Linked DNA regions of Homo sapiens: region 1 is linked to region 2. A link is an interaction called in ENCODE POLR2A ChIA-PET data of the cell type or tissue named here. Cell type or tissue: CD4-positive, alpha-beta T cell. All regions are shown on one strand. Each heading gives the region's core, and the rest is flanking DNA. Links, peaks and the distances in the headings are about the cores only. Region 1 overlaps CLIP4 (CAP-Gly domain containing linker protein family member 4). Region 2 overlaps TOGARAM2 (TOG array regulator of axonemal microtubules 2).

Region 1 (9,751 bases), core at 1,603-6,602, 150 kb after region 2:
ATTAAATGTGTTGGTAAAAGTATAAAGCACCTAGAACAGTGCATGATTCCCTGTAAGCACTCAACAGATGAGAGCTGTTGGCTATCACGCTTTTATCAAAATTAACTAGTTTCCTTTCATCACACACTTAGGATGGAATCTCATTTTTTTGGTCTATTAAAACTTTTTTTGTTTGTTTATAAAAATGCTGATTGTATAAGATTTGAAAACAAGAGGAAAGTAAAAATTCTGCATTTTTATTTAATATCCTAGTGTAATTTCCCCAAATCTTTACATATTGTTTGAAAATTTGATTTTGAATAGCTCCATTTCCTTTAATTTTTCCAATTTGACAGATGAAAATTTCTATATTTTAATTGGTATTTCTCTTATTGTGGTGAAATAGAACACTTTTTAAAGTGTTTTGTTGTAGTATAGGTATTTTTTATGTTTCTTGGCAATTGCCTGTTTGTATTATTTTCCCAGTAAAAATTGGGATATTAGTGTGTCTTTTTTAAAAAAGGATGAGTTTTAAAATACATACTTATGATATTAAGCTTTATTTATTATGGATATTTTGTCTAGCTTGTCATTTGCCTTTGAACCTCATTTGCAATGTTTTTTGGACATGTAGTTTTATGGCTTAAAGACTTTTATCAATTCTTATATTACTTTTATGCTTTGATAATTCTTCCTAATCTAAGGATTATACATTTTATATTTCTTTAAATGTTTATATTTTTCCTTTTATTTATAGTTGGCACTAAATATTTGTATTTATACAAATAATTGTACCTATTTATGGGGTACAGAATGATATTTCTGTGTAATGTAAGGTGTAATTAAATGAGGGTAATTAGGATATTCATCACTTCAAACATTTATCATTTGAGAACATTCAAAATCCTCTCTTTTAGCTTTTTCAACATACACAATAAATTGTTGTTAACCATCTTCACCTCACAGTGCTGCAGAGCACTAGAACTTATTCCTCCTGTCTAGCTGTAATGTAAATGTTTTAATTTTTATACTTAATTATGTAATCCATTTGGAATTTATTTGGTTAGTAGTTTGAGGTTAAGAATTTAATTTTAATTTTCCTCCGATAGATTACTTTGCCACCTGTCAAGCAGATTAAGGGCAGGATCAAAAGCCTTTAGCAACACATAGGGCAGAGGTAAATCAGAATTATGGAATCATTTAGATTGCCAGCAGAACTCATGGGGACTCCCAAACTCCCATTATCCCAAGGGGAGGCGTGCTTGATTGGCACAAAGCTGGATACCCCCGTCCCCTTGTATGTACTCAAAGGCAAGTTGTGGGGCAGGGGTCATGTGTTGGATTGTGTGAAAATGGGTATAGCCCTTGACAGCCCTGGGAGCCCCAGGTCACGGCTAAGCTACTTAAGGTGGAGGGGAGGGGAGTTGGGGAATCCCCTGGCTAATCAGAAGCCAAGGAATTTCTCAACAATGGTTTTCTCTCTTTCCAAATCTATCATCTTTTCCCTTTGGCTTGTTGTGCTGCTTTTATTATAGATTAAGTTCTTATCAATGCTATGGTATATTTCAGGCTTATTTTGTTCTATTGATCTGTTAATTCTCATACCTATTAGATTTTTTTAACTGTAGAAAATGATAAGTTTTAATACTTGGTGGTATTACTGTTTTTATGTCTTTTAATAATTGCCAAAGTGAATACATATACTTAGTTTACTCAAGTCAGATTGTACGGCAAGGCTTATTACAAAACTGTCTCTTAGCTTGTTTTTCTCTGCCCTCAAATCCTGCTCCTTAGAACTAGGCAAGAACTTTTTCAACTCTTTTAGCTGTATTGTCTGATATTAATATCTGTATTTGTAACTAATATATTTACGTGAATCTCTCTTGATTTTTCCAGTTCAAGACATCTAGTGAGTTTGTACTATGAAGAGAGAGATTTAGTTCTCTACATGAGACAACAAAGTATTACCTTAAATATACTGAGAGAATATGAAACCCAATGTAGCAGTTTGTTGGTTGACTTGTTTTTGGTATAGCCTGTCCTTCAGTAGCTTTCTGACAAAGGACTCATGAGAAGTAAATGTGTTGAGACCTTCTATTCTAAACACATGTTGATTTCTCCCCTCAAACTTTATGTGATAATTTGGGATGAGGAAAGTTAGATTGGATTTCATATTCTCTCAGTATATTTAAGGAGATACTCTATTGTCTCAGGTAGAGTTTGACAGACTTTTTCTGTAAGGGGCCGCATGGTAAATGTTGTAGGCCTTGTGGGCTATGCATTCTCTGTTGTACCTGCTACTCAGCTTTGCTGTTGTAGTAAACGGGCAGCCATAGGCAGTGTGTAAGCAGATGGACGTGGCTACGGTTCAATAAAAATTGACCAATAAACAGGCAGTAGCCAGGATATGGCTGTTGGGCCATAGTTTACCAACTACTATCCTGAGCTTCCAGTGTTGCTGTTCAGATGTTTTGAAGTATTGTTGTACAGGTTATTTAGTATAAAATGAAAAAGGAAAAACAAAAAGTAGGTAGAGGTTTTTCCATCTTCTGTTTTTGACCCTTTCCTCCTTCTTGGAAGCGTTTAGTATTTTTTCTCCTTTTCTTTTTTTTTTTTTTCTTTAGAGTTCATACCATTTTTATTCCTTACCGATATTTTAGTGGGGGTTGGAGAAGAAGAATTGGAGTTAAACCTATATTCAGTGGGCCATGTTTATCTGGAAATTTGTTATTTTTGTCTTTCCAAATAATTCATCATGTGTTTGTTTTTAGTTAAGCCTTACAGTTACATGTCGAGATTTGAGAAAAGTCCTATCAATACTTCAGTTAGCCTGAGTAACTGAGTAATAGAGGCCGCCCATATGCTATGCATCCAGTCATTGCTTTACATTTAGTTTTGGTTCTCTGAAATGCTTTGGCTAATAAAAAAAAAAAAAAAGAAGAATGCAAACTATATAGATGAAGTTTTATATACTACGGAAATCTTTTTAAGCCATAGAATTAAATATTTAATTTAATACACAAATATACTTTAGCTTACAGAGATTTCCTGGTGAGATTTTTTTGTTAGAAAATATATTTATTATTGATAGTGAAGTAAAGGTGTCAGTAGTCATGATAGAGGTTATATCAGCCAAAGTTGCCTTCATATTGATAAAAATACCTTATTCACTTATAATCATAAACATTATTCCAGTAAAAGAGGTACATTTTCTCTCCTTTTCGTCTTTTTGCCTGTGTGATCACCATAATAAGTTAAAATGAAATAGCTCTTACATAATAAAGGGAGAAGAGAAAGAGAGAGAAAGCCAACATGCTACATCCTAGGCAATTCCACCCAGCACTGCTGCCTCCAGTGGTGTCTCCTCTTCCCACTCCAATTAATTTAGCCTTCTACCCCATCCCACTTTGTTAGGGGGAAGGTTCACCAAATGATGGGGTTACTCAGAAGAGAAACATTTTATGGTCAGTGGAAGTTGAAGAGAAAGTACAAAAAGGTGGAGAGGGCTACCCTTCTCTTTTAATCATCGTAAGAGGGTTTACTAATACTGAAAAGTGTCCTTCAGTGACTGTTTCCTGATCTAGGTTTTGGCCCTTCAACTTGCTGCTGTTCAGAAAACCACACGTTTTCCCTGACATGAAGAAAAACATAATTTATTGAACATTATTATGACATTAATGACACAAATCAAACAAATCAGAAAAAGACTCCATAGCTTGACTTCTCTTATAAATGTTTATTTTAGGTTTCTTCCAATCCTGCCTGCTGCCTGTATTCACACATACAATTTTTCACATAATGTAATCAAATACATAACTTAATTTTTTTGATTTGCTCTTTTTTTTTTTTTTTTTTTTTTTTTGAGACAGTCTCTCACTCTGTTGCCCAGGCTGGAGTGCAGTGGCCTCCCAGGTTCAAGCGATTCTCCTGCCTCAGCCTCCTGATAGGGATTACAGGCACGCACCACCGTGCCTGGCTAAATTTTGTATTTTTAGTAGAGATGGGGTTTCACCATGTTGGCCAGGCTGGTCTTGAACTCCTGATCTCAGGTGATCCGCTTGCCTCGGCCTCCTAAATGGCTGGGATTACAGATGTGAGCCACAGCGCCTGGCCTGATTTACTTTTCATATTTTTCTATATTTCTACATAATCTTTATTGTCTTATAATGTTATAATGATATAGTGGTTTATGGATATAGTGAATTCATTCATCATATTGGCAGGCAATTATGTTTTCTCCTACTTATGAATAATATTACAGTGATGACATATTCAGATATACAACCTTTTCCTCCTATTTAGAGTATTTTCTCATGATTCATTTCCAGAAGTGTGATTGGGTCATTGTAGTAAAGTAGAAATTGTGTCACCTCTTGAAATGTATTTTTTTCTTTTAGTATACAGATGAAACCTTGTAACGTTTGTCATACCATTAAATATAATTATTTCTTTAAAATTAATTCTATAAAGTGGATTAGGTCAAGATTTTTGTTTTCTAAAAAGATCATACAAATATACATTCCCAGAGTATAAAATAATTTCTTTCGTCAAACCCTTGCCGACACTGGTTGTAATCATCATCATCGTCGTCATTATCACCAGGCTTGAGAGAGAGAGAGAGTGTGTGTGTGTGTTAGGGAAGGAAAATAATTTAGAGAAAGAATAGAAAGTCATGGAAAATCTCATAGGTAGGAGACAGAAGAGAGAACATTGTAAATAAGTTTAAAAAAGATAAGAAAATCAGGATAAAGTAGTATGGACTCTGAGGTGGGAGAGAATTTTAAGATTAGCAGGAAAGTAGTGTAGTTGGTACTTTTTAGTTATTAACAAAGCACTCACTTCTTACAGAGTCTCGAGCATTTCTACCCTGCTTTAAAACAAGTTGTTTTTGATATATTCCATTTTAGTCATAATGTATATTTGCTAGATTGTAAACACTCAATGAAAGAGTGTAATATACATATTATGGCTTTATTTTCACTTTTTAAATATCTTAGCCAGATTATTTCGGTATTTATAGTCTGTATTCACTATCTCTAATGTCGGTGCATACTTTGTATGCTGGTTATTTTATTGTATGGATAAACTCCTTTTTGGTGGAATTTTGTACTCCCAGCTGCTGCAGATAGGCAACCCCCCTGCCCCTGCCGCTCCCCTCCCCAAAGTACACTGTATTGTTTCTGATTGTCAGGACCTGAGGGCCAGGCCTTTTAGGAAGATTATATTTTATAGTCAGAAAGATTTATTTTATCCCTGCTATGTGTAACACACTGTAATTAGGTACAGTGGGGGAATGCAGAGTTAAGTAACATTTAAATTTTGTCTTTAAAAGGTGTTAGTCTGGAAGAGAGATAAGAAAGACATGGACATAAAAAGCTATAATGTGGGATAAATATAACTTCCAAAGGAGTTGTAAGTTGGCATGGAAGAATAGATTTTTATGCTCTATGGCTCACTGTTATTTGCCAATTGCTTAGAAATGATAGAAAACCAAATTGAAATACATAGGTTCAAATTTCAGATTTATGGCAAACAGTCTTCAAATACAATACAGACATTTCTTAAAAGTTACCGTAAAGGTTAAAAAAAATGATAGAAAACTATCAATATTACCTTTACTCATTTCTCTTTCTCCTGAATTTCACTTAACACCTGAAATGTGGTTCTTACATTATTGACGTGTTGTTAGTCTTGAAAACTAGATTGTAAGCTCTTTGAGGGTAAGTACTGTGTCTTACATTTTTTTTCCTCTCATCATAGGACATGCAGTGGGCACTAAAGGTTTATATTAAAGATTTATGTTACTAATTAGTTGTACTTGTTCCTTTATTTGAAATGTTTTAATTGTTTAACACTAAAATTCTGCATTCTCCCTTAGGTATTTTTGCACCTCTTTCAAAGATAAGTAAAGCAAAAGGTCGAAGGAAGAATATAACACACACTCCTTCTACAAAAGCTGCTGTACCTCTCATCAGGTCCCAGAAAATTGACGTAGCTCATGTGACGTCAAAAGTAAATACTGGTAGGTCAAACCAGAAAGTTAACCATCTGCTTCAGTGTTTTAATTTTATTTGTAGAATTCCTAATATTTAGATTGCTTCACTTTTTTTTGTTAGCCAACTCTGAAACCTGAATTTAATAAAACCTGCATCTTATGTGTTTTTAAACCTCAATTTTAATGACTTCAGTTCCTAACAAATGTATTTCAGATTTGTTCCTTCCTTTTTTCTCTTTACTGTCTCCATACCTTTATCACACATAATCTATCCTCAAGGCTAGATTTCATACTTTCATCAAATTTTTATGGAACAAAACTAGCTTTAGGCTCCTTGCCTATTGAAGGATGTTTAGTGACTTCTTTTTTACCAAAAAAAAGTCCTGACTCGGGAAACTAGCAGTTGCGGCTCTCTTTCTTTATTGATAGAGTCTCACACGGCTTCCATAGGTGAACTATGGAAGTTCTATGGAAGAACTATGGAAGAGTTCTATGGAAGAGAACGGTTTATCGTATCTCTTCCCCATCTTTTACGTACATTTTCTTACTCCTCCCTTCATACTTTGTCTCATGCTATTTATCTGTGTGCAGTAATTTGACTTCTGCCTTTTGAGGTCCTCACCATTTTTTTCGACTTCTTATTCATATCCTGTCTCTAGTTCACTTTAATCTCCTCATTCCCTAACTTTGTATGTGCTTTTTTTATCCATACCACCCAATTGTTATTTGTTATCTTGGGTTTTGTCCTCGGATTGCTTTATTTGTGCAAGTGTCCTATTCTCTCGGCAAAATTTTAAACTTTAACTGAACCATGAGAGTAAATTGTAGTGTTGTTTTCACTGTAGCAATGCACAAAACAGGTGCTCAATAAACACTTGGTAATTTGTAAATAGTTGAGGTAGAAAGCTCTCTACCAGGATGAAAGGAATTTGTCCAAGAATTAGGCTGGCCTTTATATTCTGTTCCACTGGGCTATTTGAATATCCCTGTGTCAATACTGCACTCCATAATAAGTAGTTTTTAAAAATAAATCTTGATGTCCAGTAGTGGAAAACCTCCTATCTCATTCTTGATCATTGTCTTGCTGATTTGGGGCTTTTATAAATCACCCTTCCGTATACATTTTACAATAAACTGTTAAGTTTCCTTTTAAAAATTCTGTTGAGGTTTTATCTGATGTTTTAGTTGAAGCTTAAATCAATGGGAAAGAACTGACATCTTTACAATAGTCAGTTTTTAAATTATGAGTTTAGAATATCTTTCTGTTTAATTAGGCCCTTTGAAAATATCCCAACAAAATTGTGTAATTTTTTTCTACAGGTATTTTATATCTGCCTTGTTAGGTCTATTGGTAGGTACTCCATACTTTTTGGTGGCATTATAAGTAGCATCCTTTTAACCTGAAGCCCAGAAGTATACGGTAAATATAGACAGAAAGCTCCAAGAGAAGCCCCCTCTATTTCTGGTCTGAGGAGCAGAAAAGGGGTCTCCTATTAGATAGAATGTGGATGAAATCACCTGTTATCTTTATTGCTTGCCTTTTCTTTCCCTTGTTTCCCATCCAGTCCCCAGGCAGTCCTACGTGGTATGGATGGGCAGCTGTGAATGGGCAGGCACCCGAAACCCCAAGGAAGGGAAATCCATGTCTCTGACCAGAGAAACTTTGGTCCAAGGACATAGATGGAATCCACATTGGTTTTTCTTCTGTTTTCTCACTGCTTGGCCCCAGAGGCACAATCAGTCTCAGGATTGTATGACAGAGCAAGGAAACGAAAGCTTAGACATTCTACTCAGAATACCGGGAAGGGATGCCCAGGAGCAGGAAGTGTCAGGGAAATCATAGAGAGGAGGGGACTCAAGAAAGAGGCCTCACAATTTTGGCTGTGAACTCCTAGGTCTTCTTGCAAGTGGTGTATGCATGGATCTGACCAAAGCCTTTGGTCTCCTTGGTAGACCACTGCTTGGGTCCCAGCCTGACTACTGGGCTGCACAGCACATGAGACAAATTCAAACAGCATTGCAGAGGCTGCGGAAGCGGAACCCACATCAGAACCACAGTGCACAGAGGGTGGTCAGGAACTTCTGCCCAGAGGCTACATGGGTTGACTGCCTGCTAAAATGAAACAGTCAACATCCTCCATAGGATTTAAACAAGACCTATTCCAGTGTCCATACATAATATTCAAAAGACACAAGATACAATTTAAAATTACCCAAAATATGAAAAAGTCAACACCTCTTACAAGGAAAAAGACAGTCCAAGCATAGCAGCTTTGAGATGACATGGACATTGCAATGAACACATAAAGATTTTAAGTAATGTAACCACACTCCAAGAATTAAGGGTGTAGCTGGGCATTGTGGTGCACACCTGTAGTCCCAGCTACTCTAGAGGCTGAGGCAGGAGGATCACTTGAGTCCAGGAGTTTAGGCTGCAATGGGCTATGATTGTGCCACTGCACTACAGCCTGGCTAACAGAACAAGACCCTGTTTCTGAACAAAAAAAAGAATCAAACGTGAACACTCTTGAAACAAATGAAAAGAAAGTTTCAGCCAAGAAATAGAAGATATGAAAAACAACCAAATGATACACCCAAGTGTATACACACACACACACACACACAAGAGTACAAGCAGAACTGTGGAAATCTCAGACTGGTGAATTGTATCACTGCCAACATCCTGGTTGACATATTATACTTATTATACCACAGTTTTGCAAAACATTACCTTTGGAGGAAACCTAGTCAAAATGTACAGGGAATCTCCTTGTATTATTTTTTATAAAAACTTTAAAGAAAATATTTTATAACTGAAAAATGTAATGAAAAATAAAAATTTACTCTTCAGGTTGCCTTCACAAAATGTCTCCTCTCCACCCTCTTCATTCAGTTTCTGCTGTTGGAGTTCAGGCTCTCATGCTTGGACTATGCTAATAATGTCTGACTGGTCCCTGCTTCCAGCCTCTCCCGCTGTGGTTTCGTTGCAGCCCTGCTGTCAGGAGAGTGTTATTTAACTAGACTCTGTTCATGCCAGTATTCCTTTTCAAAGCCCAGCAGAGGCTCCTTCTTTACAGAAGAGTTCTCAGTCCTTAGCTGGGCACTGGCATCCCTGTCTGAAGTGTTACTGTGACCTGTCTGTCTAGTCTTGCTTTTCCTACATTTCATAAGTACTCTGTTCCAGCCAAGCTACTCACTATTTTCTGTGTCTTAAGATTTTCTTTTTGTCCATCAAGAATGCCTGCCCTCAGTTCTTCCTGACCATACGGCTAGTATTCTCAGGAAGAAATCTGACCTGTCCCTTAGGACCCATCTCAGAATGTGATCATCTTGATGAGACATTAATTGATCTTTGTAGCCACTGTTACTGTCTCCTTCTCGTATGCTAGTGCTTATACCAAAACATGTCCTCATATGTCTGTGCAGTTGTTATCCAATATGTTTTCAGAAGTGAGTGAGATTTCGATAATGAGGGATGCATGTACTTTAAAAAATACATTTTATGTTTAATGTTAAAATTCTTGCTTAAAGTGTTTTATTTTTGTGTCCAAGGATTAATGACATCAAAAAAAGATAGTGCTTCTGAGTCAACACTTTCATTGCCTCCTGGTGAAGAACTTAAAACTGTGACAGAGAAAGATGGTAATATACCTTGTAACCTCTGTTTCTCAAAATTTAACTTTTGATGGAACTTTAAAATATGGTAGGAAAACAGTTTATATGGAGGTTAAGTTTTAAAGTTGGCAAGGGAAAAATTATAGTAAAAATTAAACTTGG
Region 2 (9,751 bases), core at 1,975-6,974:
TACATTATTATGAGCTATAGTCACCCTACTATACTATCAAACAATAGCTCTCATTCCTTCTATCTAACTGTATTTTTGTACCCATTAACCAACCTCTCTTCATTCCACCCCCTTCTCTTCCCAGTCTCTGGTAACCACCATTCTGTTCTCTGCCTCTGTGAGACTGACTTTTTAAGCTCCCATATATGAATGAAAACAAGTAGAATTTGTCTCTCTGTGCCTGGCTTACTTCACTTAAGATAATGACTGCCAGGCTGGGAGTGGTGGCTCACATCTGTAATCCTAGCACTTTGGGAGGCAGAGGCGGGCAGATTGCATGAGCTCAGGATTTCGAGACCAGCCTGGGCAACATGGTGAAACCCTGTCTCTATGAAAATACAAAAAAATTAGCTGGGCATGGTGGCAGGTGCCTGTAATCCCAGCTACTAGGGGGAGCTGAGGCAGGAGAATCACTTGAACCCAGGAGGCGGAGGTTGCAGTGAGCCGAGATCGCACCACTGAGACTCCATCTCAAAAAAAAAAAAAAAAAAAAAAAAAGATAATGACCTCCAGTTCCATCCATGTTGCTGCAAGTGGCAGGATTTGATTCTTTTTTTATTCTTTTTTATGGCCTAATAGTATCCCATTGTGTATATGTGCCACATTTTCTTTATCCATTCATCCATTGATGGACACTTAGGCTGATTCCATGTCTTGGCTATTGTGAATAATGTAATAAACATGAGAGTGCAGATAGCTCTTCAATGTACTGATTTACTTTCTGTTGGATATTCATCCAGCAGTGACCTCAAAAGCACAGGCAACAAAAGCAAAAATAGACAAATGGGATTCCATCAAGTTAAAAAGCTTCTGTAGACACAAGGAAACAGTCAATAGAGTGAAGAATAGGAGAAAATATTTGCAAACTATCCATCCGACAAAGGATTAATAACCAGAATATATAAGGAACTCAAACAACTCAGTAACAAAAACAGAGAATCTGCTTTAAAAACTGGCAAAAGATGGAAGGCTTCTTAAAGGAGCGCATGCCTTAGCTGAACTTCCCCTCCTCTTTCCTGACTCCTGCTCCCTGTATGCTCTCAGCTCAGTGGTCCCTCCCTCTGGGAAGCTTTTTCTGTCCCCATCTCTGGCCGGGCTCCCAGGCCCCGCACTGTCATTGCTTCTTAATCATTGTGTTCTCCGCCAGACTTCAAGTCTCACTGAGGACTGAGTCAGCCTTGCCCACTACTGTCTCACTGCACAGAGAGTGTTCACAAATCTCTGTGTCGCGGATAGAGGGTGTCTTTTGCTGAGCCGAGGGACGTTAGGAGAGAAGAGGGAAGATCAGTGTAGGACATGCTGATGAGGTGCCTGGGGACTTCCAAAAAGGAATTGGCAAGGTAATTGGATGCTCTGTAACGGGTGGGATTGGTCAGGGCGGAAGCCGTAGGGTAGGGGATTATCTGCAGGGTGTGGCAGTGAGGAAGTGTCCTGGGGAGAGCAGCTGGTGGACAGAGGTTGGGGATGGGCACTCCATCGGTCAATGATGTTGGGTGATGGAAGAGGGGTGCCCATGAAGGAGATGAAAAGGCATGGAGGGGGGTTTGGAACAAAGCCAGGATGCGAGGAGGGAGGAGGCAGCCAGGCTGAGAGGCTGGGGCAAGCGGGGTTGGAGGGATTTGGTGGAGATCACAGGCACCCTGCCTGGCCCTGCCAGGCTCTGGTGTTGGGGGTGGGGCCACCACATGCCTTGGTTTTTTGGGCAGGGACCCTGCGGGGTGGAGTGCTCAGGGTTACGGCCGGGTGTTCTTGGTTTGCTCCCAGTCTTGGCCTTGGAGGACTCTCAGGTGCTGCTCTCCTGTGCTTCTGTCTCCAGCCAAGGTCCTGGTCCCCGTGGCCGTGTACTGCGGGAGCATCCCTCGGACCAGTGCTGGGCCCCGGGTGCTCCCGCCTGGAAGCATCAACTCCAGTCTGCCTCATGGAGAAGGTGAGATGGGAAGACCTCACCTGGTCAGGGCCCCTGGCCTCATCCTGGAGCGGGGAGTGAGTGTGGTAGATGCCGGCTGTGTTCTCGAGCTACCAGCAGGTGTTATTTTTCCTGTGGCTCCTGCTGAAAATACCCTTTGATTCTTTCAAAGGCAGGTTCTTTTGATCCTGTGCCTCAGAGGTTGGAGGTGTGCAGAGGGGGACCCGCAGGAATAGGGAGCAGGGCTCTCTGCATGCGCCTGGACCTGGGAGTGCACTCAGCACCCAGGTTGGCAATGGGGAGGGGGCCCCTCTCAAGATGTCCACTCAGCGTCTCTGCCACTTGTCCAGCATCTGCAGCCTGGGTCTCTGGAGGGGCTGGGTTGTGGCCAAGCTTCTGAGAGCCCACCTGTCTGAATGCTCCCCCAGGGCCCAGGTGAAGAGCACCACTTCCTGAAGGTCTTCTAGAACCTCTTACCTCCTCTAAATGTGCAGAGTATTTTGTTTCTCTCCCATCTGGTGTGTCTGCTGGGGGTGGGGGTGATTTGCTCTGAGATGCCTGAGTTCCTCCTTGTAGTCTGTGCTTGGCATAGGTCAGTGCTCGGGGATCTGATGACTTTGTTGGACCCTGGAGATTGGTGGATGGTGGTCCCTGGGCAGACGACCTTCCCTATGATTCACGGCCTCTTGTCTGTGCTGCCATAGGACTGCCTGTGGATTCCCCCTTTTGTCCTGAGCACCTTGTGGCATGGGTCTTGTGAAGATTAGGTGCTTCAGAGACACTGTCGAATGAATGACTCGTCCCCAGGAGTGACTGAAACATTAAATGACTGGGTTTCACCAGGCAAGTGGCTGCCTGTTAGAAGGAAGCAATGTCAAGGAGCTTGCTGGTGCCTGGTGCCACCCTGGGTACTGCGTGCCAAGCCATTCACACCTCTGTCCCCCTCAGGTTCTCTCCAGCCTGAGCCAAGAGCCCTGCTGAACAACGAGGAACCGTCACAGCTCCTGCGTGGACTCGGACAGCTGGGTGGCCTCAAGCTGGACACCCCTTCCAAGGGCTGGCAGGCAAGGAATGGTCACCCCAGGAACCTCAGGGCCTTGTCTTTGGGGGACCAGCCCCTGGTGCTCCTCCCTTCTCCGGAGTCAGAGGCCAACAGCGTGGCCAGGGACACCATCCAGATTAAGGACAAGCTCAAGAAAAGGAGGCTCTCAGAGGGCTTGGCAGCGTCTTCCCGAGGTGAGCACTGGCCCCTGCCCACCCCTCACCCACCCACTTCCAGGTCAAGGGCCGCAGGCCTCCAGGGCTGTGAGGGTCAGCAGGCTTCCAGGTGGCATGCTGGGATGCCCTGGGGGTGATCGGTGGGTACATACCAGGTACCTTCTCTATGGCTTCAGCGACCTCCTTGGAGCTGAGCCTCCCTCCCGGGCTCTGCAGTGCTTCCCGACTGGCCTCTTCATTCCCACCCTTGCGCCTTCTAGTCTTGCTCCAGAAGGATCCTTTTAAGCAAATGTTCTTCCCATTTCCACCAACTATGCTCAAAATCAGCCAGTAGGTTTTGGATGTGCTTAGACTAAGATCCCAAATGTTCCCTTATGCACAAGACCTTCTGGCCCTGGCCTCACCCCAACTGTGTCACTCTCTGCCTTCGGTCTCTGCTGTCCAGGGCCTGGGGCTTGTGGGCTCTTTCCTGCCTGAGGTTTAGAGCCACTGCTCCTCCCCCACCCCTCCTCCGTTTCCCACTCAGAAAATCCCCACCCAGCCTCCCTTCTTGGCTTCAAAGCCCTCCTCAAAGAGGCCTCCTTGACTCCCCAATGTGAGTTTGCCCCTTAGGATGCTCTCCAATAATGCCCTATCATTTTTTTCCTTCAGTTCTTTTCATGGTTTGCATTTATATTTTTACTTTTGTGACTATTTAAAACCTGAATCTTGCATGTAATTGTCAGCTCCAAGAGGGCAGTGACTGAGATCTCGGTGTGAGGCACAGTCGCTTGGCAGCTAGGAGGCTCTCAAGAAACGTTTGTTGAGCAGATGAACAAGGGATTCAACAGCAGGCACTTTATACTGTCTCTCATCTGTGTGGTGGACAAGCCAAGTTCAAATCTTAGCCCCGATACTCACTGGCTCTGGGGCCTTGGGCAGGTCGGTAACATTTCAGGCCTCGATTTCCTCCTCTGTGGAATGGGGACACTATTAATAATACTTCTGTGTTACTGTGGGGGTTTAATGAAAACTTGTACACAGAATTCTCAACACCTGGCATATGGGAAGAACTTAATACATTGTTACTATTTTCCTTCCTTCTCTCCTCTTCTGGGTGAATCATACGGGCTCTTTTCAGCGGAATGAACTCTTGGGTAACAAGAGCAATAAGAAGTCTTGAGGTCTTAGGAAGAAAGGGGAAGTGCTCTCAAGAGGCACGTGGTTGCTGCCGTCAAGCCTGGGGTTGTGGTTGGCTGTTCTTCCCCTCCCCTGTGCAGACTGCTCCACCTGCTGAGCCTCTCCCTGGAGCCGTGGGGTGTCTCCAGCTCCCGGGGAGCCCAGGACAATGCCAGGGAGCCTCTGGGAGGAATTGTCCTGGCTGCACATTATGGAGGCAGAAGGTGGGGTTGGAATGCCCGAGAAGCTTCCTTAGAACTTCCAGTAGGTACAACTCCTAGAGCTGCCAGACCAACAACTCTCTCCCTTAGGGGCTTGAAGCCCTTTTCTAGATATTTCATTTCTTTTTTACAAAGTTCCAGCATAGGGAAAAAAAGAATGGAGTTGTTCTACCTAATGTTCTGATGGGCAGTGACCTATAGACTTATCAGGCCCCTCAGCAAGCATGGAGGGCCGGGGATCTCTGGCCCCCGGGCAGTGCTGGGGCTGCTCTGGCCCCTGCATTGAGGCTGAGTTGACTCCTCTGTGCCCTGACCCAGCTGGGGCTCAAGGTGGCCCGGCAAGTGGCACAGTCTCCACTTGACCACACCCCTTCTTTTCCATCCTTTCAGCTCCCCACAGGCTAACCACAACACAACAGTGCTCCAAGACAGAACAGAACCAGCACCGGAAGCCAGGAGGGGAGCGAGTGTGCAGGAACAGAGATGATATTTTGACTTGGCTGGTTTATTTTTTTTTAATTTTTTTTTTCTGGAACAGAGTCTCGCTCTGTCACCCAGGCTGGAGTGCAGTGGTGCGATTTTGGCTCACTGCAACCTCTGGGTTCAAGTGATTCTCCTGCCTCAGTCTCCTGAGTTGCTGGGATTACAGACAACCACCACTAGGCCCAGCTAATCTTTTTTTTTTTTTTGAGACCGAGTCTTGCTCTGTTGCCCAGTCTAGAGTGCAGTGGTGCGATCTCGGCTCACCGCAACCTCCACCTCCCAGGTTCAAGCGATTCTCCTGCCTCAGCCTCCCCGGTAGCTGGGACTACAGGCATGTGCCACCACGCCCGGCTAATTTTTAGTAGAGATGGGGTTTCACCATGTTGGCCAGGCTGGTCTTGAACTTCTGACCTCCAGTGATCCTCCCGTTCTCGGCCTCCCAAAGTGTGTGGGATTACAGGCGTGAGCCACTGCGCCTGGCCTGACTTGGCTGTTTTGATGCAGTGGTTTTGTTGAGGCCAGAATGAAAGTTAAAATGCTAGTCTTTTTTTTTTTTTTATTCCTCATCACTGATATTTACAAAGATAACCCTGAGCTCTTGGCCCAACCCAGTGCTTCTTGCCCTGTGCCTTTGCCTGAGGCATGGCTGTGGGGTGAGATGGGGTGGGGCACAGGGCGCTGAAGATGTCTGTTGGGCACCTAAAGCATTCAGAGGGGAGCTGGAAGTGTGGCGGTCTGTCTTAGACTATGTTAGCTGTGTCAAAACAGCTACGCCCCACATCACCAGCCGAAAAGGAAGGGGAAACAGTGGCAGGTACTTGCCTGGCATCTTATATAAGTGATGTTATTGAATCACCCCATTTCACAGAAGTGTAATGGGGTTCAGAGAGACAGTGCCTTGCTCGAGGTCACATAGCTTCTACCCACGGCCAGGACCTGCCATGCTTCCTCCTGATCTGGCACTGCTTTTATTTCCCTTCCTTCCCACGCTGCCTCTGAATTCTAAACAGGTAACTTGGATTGGCCCTTTCTGGAATGGCACAGACACTCAGAAGTGGCTGCTTGCTCAGTCTACCAGTGGTGGGGTTGGGGACAGATCTGATCTCTCTCCTCGCCATCCCAGTCCTTCCCAGGGCAGAAGGCCCCGTTGCTGGGGTCTGAATCCACCTTCCACTCCCTGTTCTTCTGGGACTAACTGATTTCCCATCCCCATCCCTGTACAGCCTCTCTGGATCCAGGGGGAGGCCCCCAAGGAGTTCCCCTGCACAGCACCATCCCCCGAGCCACCTCTCAGAGGCTGCTGAGGGTGCCCAGGCCGATGCCTCTCATCCAGAGCATCCCTACCACCCCTGAGGCCAGCGGAGTCAAAGAGAAGGGCCTGGACCTACCGGGGAGCATTCCGGGTCCTCACGAGTTGAGACCCGGTGCTCAGGAGGTAAGGTGGTTCGACTGCTGTGAGTCTGGTCCTCAGCTTCTTGCCCTCCCTTCCTCCTGCCTTTCTTTCTAGCCTCCACCAACCCCTGACTCCATGCCCTGAGCATCCCTGGAGGTGTCTTGAGGTCTGCAGTGAGGATAGGGACAGCACTGGGAGAGGCTCAAGGTGCTCATTTCACCACCTCCCCCAGCATCTCAAACCTCCATAGCTGGCCTGGGGGCTCTGGGTGGCTGTGCCAGAGGCTGCATGACCTTTGTCCTAGAACTGGTGGTCCCCTAGGCCTTCTCTGGTCTAAATGTTCCAGAATTCCTCCTGCTTTCTGGCCCTCTCCATTTTAAGCAAGAGTGTGGCAAAGAATGCTGGGCTAGGACTCAGATTTGGGCCTTGGTTTCTGTTTGCCCCTCACTGGCTGTGTGACCTTGTGCAAGTCACACCCCTCTTTGGGCCCCAGTTTGCACATCTATGAAAATAGAGGTTTGGCCCAGATGTGTTTGAAGGTCCTTCCAGCTCTGATGTTCTAGGATTTTTCTGAAATGAGAACAGAAAAACGAATAATAATAGTCACAAAAGGGCTTGCCAGTCTCCTCACCAGGAGTGGTAAGGAAGCAGTCAGGCTTCTGGGGGTCCCAGGGTGGTGTGGCTGAAAAGAGACAGCAGGTCCCACACTGTGTGAGGTGCCTGGAGGTGAGCATTCACCATGGGATGTTGCCATAGGCCAGACCCCTGTCCCGCCTCTGCTCCCAGGCGCAGATCTCCTGGCAATACCTGCACTGCAATGATGAGAAGATGCAGAAGTCCCTGGGCGCCATCGTGATCCCACCCATCCCAAAGGCCAGGACGGTTGCAGCGACCCCCTCCCGTGTGCCTGGCTCCCTTCCCAGCCCGTTACCTCCAGGCCAGGGAGTCCTCACAGGCCTGAGGGCCCCACGCACGCGGTAAGAGCTCCAAGTCAAACCTTCCTTGCTGACTTCTCTCCCTCTGTCCCCCTGAGATCCACTGGGGCTCCTTGTGGCTGACCCTCCATGCTGTGGCAGAGTTCTTGGGACACCAGGCAGGGAAAGGGCTGGGGGCTCCACCCATGAGCCACAGACCTAGGGAGGTCCCAGCATGGTTGCCGGGGCTTCTCTGCCTCTTGGCTCCGGCAGGCTGGGTCAATGGCATCACGAACAATGTCTCCAGCCTCTGTCTTCTCCCAGTGCCTTAGTGGATGAGGTTGCCGGAGTAATGAATAAAACACTAATTATTTTATCTCATATATATAATTTTGAGATGGAGTCTCACTCTGTCGCCCAGGCTGGAGTGCAGTGGTGTGATCTCAACTCACTGCAACCTCCGCCTCCCGGGTTCAAGCGATTCTCCTGAGTAGCTGGGATTACAGGCACCCACCACCATGCCCTGCTAATTTTTGTATTTTTAGTAGAGACGGGTTTCAGCATGTTGGCCAGGCTGGTCTTGAAACTCCTGACCTCAGGTGATCTGCCCTCCTTGGCCTCCCAAAGTGCTGGGATTATAGGTGTGAGACACCGTGCCCGGCTATGAATAAAACACTATTTTAAAGCATGATTGAGTTCATGGCAGCTCTTTGTAATTAAATATTTTCTTAATTGATGGATACTAAAAATACAACCAGTATCATGTGTATGGGGGACAGTCCACAAACTTTTGGACTTGAAAAGGGGTCTTCATATCCCACAAACAAGTGGGGAAGAGGATCTTTGTGTTGGCATAAATCGGGTTATGGCTTGTAAGTAAGACAGTGCTCTAGATGGCCAGCAACATCCCCGTGGTCAGTCCAGAGTGATGTCAGAGCACGTGTGTGTGAGAGTGAGTGTGTCTGAGTGTCTTTGTGTGTGCACACATGTATGAGTGCCTGCAGGTATGTGTGAGTGTATGTGTATGAGTGTGTATGTGTGCATGTATATGTGAGTATATGCATGTATGTGAGTACAAGAGTGTGTGTGTCTGAGTATGTGTATATGTGTGAGTGCATGCATGTGTGTGTGTGTCTGAGTGTGTGTGTGCATGAGTGCAAGAGTATGTGTCTGAGTGTGTCTGAGTGCATGTGTGGAGTATGTGTGTGCATGTATGTGTATGAGTGCATCTGTGTGGAGTTGTGTGTGCATGTGTGTGGAGTGTATGTGTACATGTGTGAGTGCATGTGTGTGCATGTGTACGTGTGTGAGTGCATGTGTGTGCATGTGTGTGCATGTGTATGTGTGTGAGTGCATGTGTGTATGTGTGTGAGTGCATGTGTGTGCATGTGTATGTGTGAGTGCATGTATGTGAGTGCATGTGTGTGCATGTGTATGTGTGTGAGTGCATGTGTGTGCATGTGTATGTGTGAGTGCATGTTGTGAGTGCATGTGTATGGGTGTGTGTGCATGTGTATGTGTGTGAGTGCATGTTGTGTGTGAGTGCATGTGTAAGGGCATATGTGTGCAGTGTGTGTGTGCATGTGTGTGGGTATGTGTGCATGTGTGTATATGTGTGTGGGACCATGTGTGTGAGTGCATGTGTGTGGAGTGTGTGTGCATATGTGTGTGTGTGCATGTGTGTGTGTGGGGTATGTGTGCATGTGTGTGTGAGACCGTGTGTGTGCATGTGTGGAGCGTATGTGTGAGAACGTGCATGTATGTGGGTGCATGTATGTGGAGTGTGTGTGTGCGTGTGTGAGAGCATGCATGTGCGTGAGTGCATGTATGTGAGAGCATGTGTGACTGCATGTGTGTGCATGTGTGCATGTGTGTGAGTGCATGTGTTTGTGTAACTACGTGTGTGAAGCCATGTGTGGTGTGTGTTCATGTGTGTGGAGTGTGTGTGCATGTGTGTATGTGTGTGAGGGCATGCATGTGTGAGCATGCATGTGAGTGCATGTGTGGAGTGTGTGTGCATGTGTGTATGTGTGTGAGGGCATGCATGTGTGAGCATGCATGTGAGTGCATGTGTGGAGTGCGTGCATGTGTGAGTGCATGTGTGCATGTGTGTGAGCACATATATGTGTGTATGTGTGTGTGTGAGTACATGTGTGGAGTATCTGTGTGTGCATGTGTATGAGTGCATGTGTGTGAGTGCATGTGTGTGCATGTGTATGTGTCAGTGCATGTGTGTGCATATGTGTCAGTGCATGTTGTGAGTGCATGTGTATGTGTGTGAGTGCGTGTGTGTAAGTGCATGTGTGTGGAGTGTGTGTGTGGGGTATGTGTGCATATGTGTATTTGTGTGTGAGACCGTATGAGTGCATGTGTAGGGTGTGTATGTGTGCGTGTGTGTGTGAGACCATATGTATGTGAG

Evidence for each region. ChIA-PET counts read pairs that join two places held together with the same protein. Peaks named below come from ENCODE experiments on the same cell type or tissue, not always from the same donor. Only the 100,000 strongest peaks of a DNase experiment are listed, where the experiment ranks them.
Region 1: POLR2A ChIA-PET joins it to region 2 with 5 read pairs; 2 of 35 experiments call an interaction of 5 or more read pairs at or near these places.

What each region holds. Positions count from the first base shown.
Region 1 is chr2:29,146,828-29,156,578 of GRCh38, forward strand. CLIP4 (CAP-Gly domain containing linker protein family member 4) reads left to right here. Exons shown (of 16, transcript NM_024692.6): 9 at 5,858-6,001; 10 at 9,527-9,616. Among named protein-coding and RNA genes, the nearest start is that of CLIP4, 36 kb to the left of the region's middle. In CD4-positive, alpha-beta T cell, for the core only: no CTCF peak of the experiment used is centred there; no DNase peak of the experiment used is centred there.
Region 2 is chr2:28,996,288-29,006,038 of GRCh38, forward strand. It overlaps TOGARAM2 (TOG array regulator of axonemal microtubules 2), which reads left to right. Exons shown (of 20, transcript NM_199280.4): 3 at 1,856-1,966; 4 at 2,894-3,181; 5 at 6,249-6,460; 6 at 7,205-7,395. Among named protein-coding and RNA genes, the nearest start is that of TOGARAM2, 20 kb to the left of the region's middle. In CD4-positive, alpha-beta T cell, for the core only: no CTCF peak of the experiment used is centred there; DNase peaks (open chromatin) are centred at 4,374, 4,944 and 5,694; H3K27ac peaks cover 1,187 bases.